2 separate regions of the Homo sapiens genome follow, and region 2 is linked to region 1. The links are chromatin contacts, found by Hi-C or POLR2A ChIA-PET in ENCODE. All regions are on one chromosome and are shown on one strand. The core of a region is the stretch at or near the end of the contact, and the rest is flanking DNA. Distances in the headings are between cores, read along the strand shown.

Region 1 (3,981 bases), core at 946-3,445:
AGTGCCTTCTTTCATGACTCGTGTAGTTTTAATTTTTGATGTAGACACCATAAGCAAGTCGGGCAAGGTATTGCTTTGTCGCCTTTGCATTCTTTTGGAAAAGCTATTAGTTCCTTTATGAAGAATCCTGTTATGCTCTTTCTTCTCCAAGAAGGGACCACAAAACAGGGTAAAAATTGTTAAAATTATATATTATTTGAAACACCTGTTAAGTTTTTTCCATAATTATTTCCAGAGACAAATTAAAGACTGTCAAGTACATGGAAAAATATGGATGACGCTTCTCTTGTGAGAAGATGTTGTTGATACATATGACCTCATTTGCAGGCCCCAAGGAATAGTAGACACTCTCTGATAGTATCTCAGAACCTTTGGTTTTCTTAACAGCATTTTATCCTTAAACATTGTTTTTAGCATTCCTGTGGTATCAACTGTGAATGTTTTTTCTTCTTTTATTTTTTCTATTTTTTTCCCATAGGGATATTTGAACAGCCAGTGTTTAGTGGATTAATATAGATAGCTGTATTAGTCGGGGTTCTGCAGAGAAACAGAACCAATAAGATATGTAGAGAAAGCAAGAGATTGAGATTCGTTGTCTGATTTTTAAGGAATTGACTCTCATGCTTGTGGGTGTTGGCAAATCTGAAATCTGTAGAGCTGGCCAGCAGGCTGGAATTCAGGCAGTTTCTGTGTTGCAGTGTTGAGAATTTATCCTTGAAGGGTAACCTCAGTCTTTGCTCTTAAGGCTCTCAGCTGACTGGGCGAGGCCCACTCACATTGTGGAGCATAATCGGCTTTACCCAAAGCCTACTGATTTAAATGTTAATCCTATTTTTAAAATATCTTCACAGAACATATAGACTGGTGTTTGACCAAATAACTGAACATCATAGCCAAGCCTCATTGACATGAAAAATTAACCATTACAATCACATTGTAATTATGGTGAGCATTTTGAATATTTTAAAAGAAAAACAGAGATATCTCCTGGGGTAATACACAAAACACACATATAGGGGAAGGTGCTACTAAAATAGAGAACATATGTGGTTCACAACTGTGTGGTCCTAATTAAAGGCAGAGTTTCTTTTATTTTGAGACGGAGTTTCACTCTTGTTGCCCAGGCTGGAGTTGCAATGTCACGAGCTCGACTCACTGCATCCTCCACCTCCCGGGTTCAAGCGATTCTCCTGCCTCAGCCTCCTGAGTAGCTGGGATTACAGGCATCCGCCACCACACACAGCTAATTTTTGTATTTTTAGCGGAGAAGGGGTTTCACCATGTTGGCCAGGCCGGTCTCGAACTCTAAAGGCAGACTTTCAATCAGCATTCCATTATGCAAATTCAGCTTGCAGAAATGTTTATGTTTGACCCATATTGTAGTTTTAAAAATGGATTAATTGCCAGTATTTAAAAATTGGGAAAATTCACAGCAATAAAATCTAGACATTTTAGTTTCCTCAGAAGTTCTGGCAACCAAGGTTCTCATTCCTACTTAGTAATGATTAACAGTAAGTAGTTATCTCATTCAGGCACACATTTCCCATTGAGCCGCTGCACTTATTTATATTAACTGCTAGGCTTTTGGTGGTGTTTGAGATGATGACCTCTTGCCATAAGGAAAAGAGAGATCCTGTGGGCTAGCGAGGTTCTGTGGGGGATCCTAGTTTTGCCTTGATTAGGATTTAGGTAAGCAAAATGAGAAGGGGATATGTCAGTTGACTTTAAAGAAAGAAGAAAAGACACATGGAGGTGGGAATGTGTGTGAGAAAATTTGCCTAACCAGAAGAACAAGCCTGTGAGCTTGGGTGTAGGAGAAAGTAAGATTGAATTGTCAGACAGGAGCTAGCATGGTAATTAAGGCAACATTGTCCTTTTAACAATAAAACTTCAAATTTCCTGTGCCTTAAAACAACTGAAGTTTATTTCTTGATTATGTCAAGTTCAAAATAGGTGTTCCTAGTGGGTGAATCTCTCAAGCAGTTTTGTCTTTTTCCATCTTGTGGCTGTGCCATCTTCACCACTTCTAAAGTCACAGCAGAAGAGGAAAGAAGACGAATGATTATGTAAGGCAGCAGGTTTCTGTCAACCATACCTGGAAGTGGTGCACATACTTTCTGCCCACATTTCACTGGCCACATCCTCCTGCAAAGGAAGGCTAGGAAATAGAGTCCAGCTGTGTTCCCTCGATAAAAGAAGAAACAGGGTTAGTGAATGATTAGCCAGGCTCTAGCACAAGAGACAGGGGCGTTGGAGGTAAGCACGCAAGAGCTATTGTATGAGGTAAGATATTTATTAATCCATTTAGCATATATTTACAGACTACTTACTTCTCTGTGTTGGATGCTGTGCTATGCACCAAGTAGGCTTTTGAGCAAAGGAGCAATGAGGTGAAAGTAGTGTTTTGAGGAATTAGCCTGGGGGCAAAATATAAAAACAAGAGAAAGCAAATTCTTAGTCAGAGGGGCATGGTGAAAAACCTACTGTCTTTCTCCAGCTGAGAGCTAATGAGATTGTGTGGGTAGAGAGCAATATTAATAGTATCAATAACAATCATAGTTACTATATGCCATGCAGTGTTACAAGCTACTTTACATATATTTAACTGTCACTCAAATTTATGATGTAAGTGCTATTACTCTCCTTTTCTAGATGGGGAAAACAAGTCTTCAAATGATTAAGTTATTTGCCCAAATTCACATAAATCTTGGCAGCGCTCGAGGATTTGAACTTAGGAAGTTGATGTTATTTTATAACTACTGTAGTATTAATGAAATGAAAATCAATCTAATGAAAACATTGTGAGCCTAAGTGAACAATAATGAAAACTATATTATTGATTTGGGAAGGACACTGTGACTTTCTAAAAGACCTTCATAACCTGAAGAAGAAGAAGAAGAAGAAGTGAAATTGGGTAAATGACCTTTCAAGAAATCTCCCTATCCTTGGGCACACTTGACTGGATTTAGATAAGTTCTAATGAGTTTTTGGTGAATTCTGAGCTGTTTAAGAATATGACATCTTTTTAACCACACTCAAAACCAAATCATTGTGTCTTGAGGAAAAGCAATTCTTTAATTCCTTGTTCTGATAAATATGCCAGAACACCGATTTCTGTGTCTGTGTCACGTCTTTGTCAGGATTGAAATGGGTATAATTTCAGATAATGGACTTAATATGTGTCTGGTATTTCCAGAAATATTAATAAACACCAGAGACTTTGGGTTGTTGATATAAAGTTCTGTTTTTGGCAGTTGACTGTTGGGATGGCCCAGATGGAGAGCCAGTAGTACATCATGGTTACACTCTCACTTCAAAAATTCTCTTCAGAGATGTTGTGGAGACCATCAACAAGCATGCCTTTGTGAAGAATGAGTAAGTAAAGCAGCACCTGTGAGCTAAGCGGTAGCCTCCCGCATGGAGCATTGCCTGATGTAACGTAGCTACAAAACCACATCCTCTTCCTTGGACTCTACACTGCCCTCTTTGCTAGACTAGTTTTCTCCCTCCTTCTCAGCAAAACATTGTGAACAAATAATGTGGCCTTCCCGTTTGTACTTTCTCATGCTGCATTTATTCCTTGTCCCATTCTTTCTCAATATGCCTCCTTAAAGACATTCTTGCAAATAGTGACCTCTAAATTTCTAAATCCAGGGTGTAGAGTGTCCATAAAATCTGGAAACATAGGTTACTGTGTACATAATTAGTGGGTTCTGATCATGATGGATGTCTTATCTATACACTGAGGTGTCTGGAGTCCTTATGTTACTTGACCCTCTCCTTGTCATTTGACAGTGTTGAATATTTCCTCCCCACTACTTGCCTTTTTTGGTTTCCATTATATCATTCTCCCCTCCATTGCTCTCGTTGCTTCTCAATCTCTTTTTTTTGTACTGCAGTCTTCTGTTAATCTATTTCCTCATTCCTCTAATGGTTAACTGTTTTCTAAGGTTTTGCCCTAGATCACTTTCTGGATATTTA
Region 2 (3,981 bases), core at 886-3,385, 110 kb before region 1:
GAGAGAAGAGGAACACTGGTGTCAGGGAGAGCACTGGAAATTCTAATCCAGGATTTTTTTAGTGTACAGTGGGGGAGAGTATGGAATTTGGAATAAAATTATAGCAAAAGACAAGCGAAAGTTCTAATAGTGGCTGAGCTTTTGGCTAATCCCTTGGTCAATTTCTCTGGCACACAATTTAAAAATATGGATTTTGGGCATTTTCATTTAAAAAATATGGATTCTGTGCACTTCAAAGAGTTGTGAGGATCAGATAAAATAATGTGGATAACAAGTCTTGTCCAGTGCTTGGTACATAGGCCTTTAATAAATGTTACCTTGGAATATATGTCCTAATAATACATGCCTGCTCATTTTAGTATCTGTCTTACACACACATGCACACACACACACACACACACACACACACACACACACCTCATCTGTGTCTCATCATTTCCTTTTTCTCAGGTTTGACAACCTATATTAGTTTTCTACTTATATTTTTTCTCTAAGCTTCCTTGTATATTTACCCTTTGCCCTAGCTAGTATATAACCAAAACCAAAGATAAGTCAAGCATATGATAAAGGTGTGAAAAACACCAAAGAAGCAATAACTTAAACAAATCCTTAGCTAATTTTAATGAGTACCTGGCTTGTTATTTAGAGCACATAAAAGCAGAAATAGATTATCTACTCAATTCTGACAATGCTAATTCACCCACCATCCTTGATACCCCTTGAGGAGAATTAACATGTGATTATTTGTGTTAACTTCTTTCACACTAAGTCTTTCAAATCCAAAAATGACTCTGCTTCTATTCACTTAGCCCAGTTGTATAAATTAAACACACTGTAACTTTAAAGATAATAAATATATGTTTAGGATCATCCATAGACCAGAGAGAATATTTTAAAATACAAAGAAGAGAACTAAAAACTTGAGTAACTGTGTTTTCAAAAATTAAAAGAATGAGATAGATATATATGTTTTTGCCTTACCAGATTGCCAAAGAATTAAAAGGAAAAAAAAGATGACATTCAATGTCACCAAAAGTGTGGGAAAATTGGCACTTTTATACACCACTAGTGGGAATCTGAATTAGTACCATCTCTCTGGAGGGCAATTTGACAGTAGAAAAACTCTTTGGCTCAGAAATTAGTCCTGTCAAATTGCTTGTACATTTGCACGAAGATAAATGTATAAGTAAGTTTATTGCAATAATTTTTGTAATAGCAAGAAAAAGGGAGCAACCTAAATATATACTAGTAGACAATTGATTTTAAAAAATGATAGCACATCTATACTGTGTGCACAAGGCTACTAATAGTATGTGAATATCTATGGTGATTGATATGAGAAGATGCTGATAGTTATAGTCAATTGAAAATATTATCTTACATTTCCATTTTTCTTCATGCCTAAACATATCTGCTAAAGAGAAAGGTAAAATGAGCTCAGAAGTTTATGCTCTGAAATATTAATACTGGTTATCTTTGAGTATGAGATTATTTGTGATTTATTTTCTTCTTCATACTTCTTTATACATTTGTAATTATCATATATTACATTTATAATTGGAAAAAATCAGATTTATTTAAAAATCAGGGTACATAAAGAAAATATTTTGCCGGCTCACAGCTCTGCTCTGGTGAGGCCGGGGCTGATCAGACTCTAGGGGTGGTCTCCCTGCCTCCAGCCTCTTCTTCCTTAGATTGAGTGTGCTAGAGGCAGATCTAATTGCTGTCTCTTGTTCTCTCCAAGTCCTTTTACCGCAGTGTTGGCACAGGTCTTTCCCAGTGCTTATCTTTGCCTCCTCTCCTTCCACTACCTTGCTAGTTTACTATTTAACCATGTAGAACAATTTCTTCTTTCTTGAAAGCACTCTTTGCTTTGCCTGAATGTCCCCTTCTGAAATATGATCTCTTCTGTCTCATTGGCCTGGTAAACTCATCCTTTGCATCTTGGCTATAGTTGAATGCAAACAACACTGGACCTGGGCACAGGCTCTATTAGCTAAAGTAATATGCAGATAAAGCTATCTCAGTGGCTTAATACACATTTCTTACTGCTTTCCCAGTCTAATACAAGTGTTCCTGCTTGAGTGGCTCTCTTCCAAGAGATGATTCAGCGGCCCAGGCTGCTTCTGTCTTGTGGTTCTGCTGTTGTCAACATGTTACCCAAAAGATTACCCTAGGAGTACCTCCTCTGGCCAAATGGAAGGAGAAAAGAAAGCAGAGGATCATGTTAGCCAGTTTTTATGAGGAAGTTTTAAAGGGCAATGCCCAAATTCCACTGGCCAGAACCTAATCACATGGCCACACCCAACTGCAAAGGAGTCTGGAAAATGCAGTCGGTCTGTGTGCACTGGAGGAAGAGGAAGTAAGTTTTGGTGAGCATTTAGTAATCTACGCCTGTAAGGTGGAAGCTCAAATCTTAGCTCCATCTCTACCTATATGATGACTTAAGGAAATTAATTTATTTGAGCCTTAGTTTTCTTATTTATAAAATGAAGATAATAAGACCTACCTATTTTAAAGGGTTGGTATGAGGGATTAAATTTTGAGCTAATATATATGAAATAGCTTCATAAATTATGAAATGTTATGCAAATGCAAGGGGAAGCTTTCATCAACATACAGCTCACTGTTTTGCAATTTAAAAAAATGTACCTGAATACCAAGAGTTGGCAAACTACGCCCTGTGGGCCAAATTCAGTCAGTTGCCTGATTTTGTATATAAAGCAGACTACAACCCAAACATAGCCATATTTAATAGTGTACATATTTTCTAACGCTGCTTTTGCTCTGCATGCAAAAGTGATTGCCACAGAGGCTGTATGGACCACACAGCCTAAAACATTTACTATCTGGCTTTATACAAAAAATGTTTGCCAGCATTTAGACTAGACTGTGAGTGTCTGAGATCTTATTCTTTTATTGTTTATTATAGAACCTGAGTTACAGCAGGTGCTCAGGGAGTCTTGACCGAAGGGTTGAAATCTCTTTTTAGAGCCCTATAGTTCAGACATTATGCAGCTGGAAGGTAATTTCAGTAGGAAAGATGCTTTTCCACTAGGGTGGATGAGCACCATAGGTTTCTTTACACTTGTGGAATAGCGAACTAGCCAAGATAATCAGGCACCCTGAGTTCAGTCCCAGCTGAATCCCCTCTACTATGCTGCCTTTGCCAGTTTCTTTTCTGAACATAAACACATGGTCCTTTCTTGTCTTTATAATTGGTACTGTCATCAGACTGTTTATGATGCATCACTATTCAACTCATCGGTTAGCAAATATTAACTGAATGATTATAGCAGGGAGTAAAAGGCAGAGTAAAAGACAGTTGGCTGAGGAATGCTTTGGTATCACAAGTGCACTGTCTCATTAATGTTTGCTTCTGCTTGTTGCATAGCCTGAATTTTGCTATAATAGTTTGAAGACATAATAGCCTAAACAATAGTGGTGCAAACTTGATAGTAATGCTTTTCCTCTAATGATTGGCAAATTAAGAGTTTATATCAGCCAATCAGTACAAATTCAGCATTTAGCATGTAGAGATATTAAGCTAAATGTTGGAGGGGAAGTTCATGGAGCTAATGTTTATTGACTGCTTAGTAGCTGTTATGCATCTTGCATTATACTGTGTGCAAAGGATAGCTGGGTAAATAAGCCATAGCCCCTGCGTGAGGCACACACAACTAAGTGGGAGAAGATACAAAAGGAATGGGTAAATGTTTCCTACTTTTGAGAGACAGGGAAGGTTTTGCTGGGAGATAATATTTTTATAGACATTAATATCTGGAGCAGAAGTCTCTACAGCTAGAATAATGTGGAGCTTGAATACTTTGACTGGCTTATGGAAAGTGGGAGAAAGGAGCAAAAGCGGAAAGAGAGCAAAAGGTTTCAGCAGTTAGTTAGTGATAGAATTAGGTCAGGATTTGCTTCTCCATGCATATTCTTAGTTACCCAAATCTAACCAAAGGCAGTTGTCTAAATTGA

What was found. A loop is a pair of places that touch in the nucleus more often than their neighbours do. ChIA-PET counts read pairs that join two places held with the same protein, here RNA polymerase II (POLR2A). Pooled maps may share reads with other maps.
Region 2: a loop to region 1 is called in a map of Calu3, with 4 times the contacts of the local background. The contact joins two enhancer-like sites. A Hi-C loop is called at or near these places in 1 of 168 maps with a recorded cell type or tissue (Calu3) and 4 of 50 pooled maps. POLR2A ChIA-PET finds 5 or more read pairs at or near these places in 4 of 52 experiments (Caco-2, PC-9, activated T-cell and 1 more).

Annotation. Positions count from the first base shown.
Region 1 is chr3:155,553,470-155,557,450 of GRCh38, reverse strand. PLCH1 (phospholipase C eta 1) reads left to right here. Exons shown (of 23, transcript NM_014996.4): 9 at 3,255-3,375. Among named protein-coding and RNA genes, the nearest start is that of PLCH1-AS2, 70 kb to the right of the region's middle. Within about 2 kb of position 2,195, at least 3 of the 41 ENCODE cell types and tissues checked have a DNase peak (open chromatin) inside an H3K27ac peak, as active enhancers do.
Region 2 is chr3:155,663,330-155,667,310 of GRCh38, reverse strand. All of the region lies in intron 2 of PLCH1 (phospholipase C eta 1), which reads left to right. Among named protein-coding and RNA genes, the nearest start is that of PLCH1, 80 kb to the left of the region's middle. Within about 2 kb of position 2,135, at least 10 of the 41 ENCODE cell types and tissues checked have a DNase peak (open chromatin) inside an H3K27ac peak, as active enhancers do.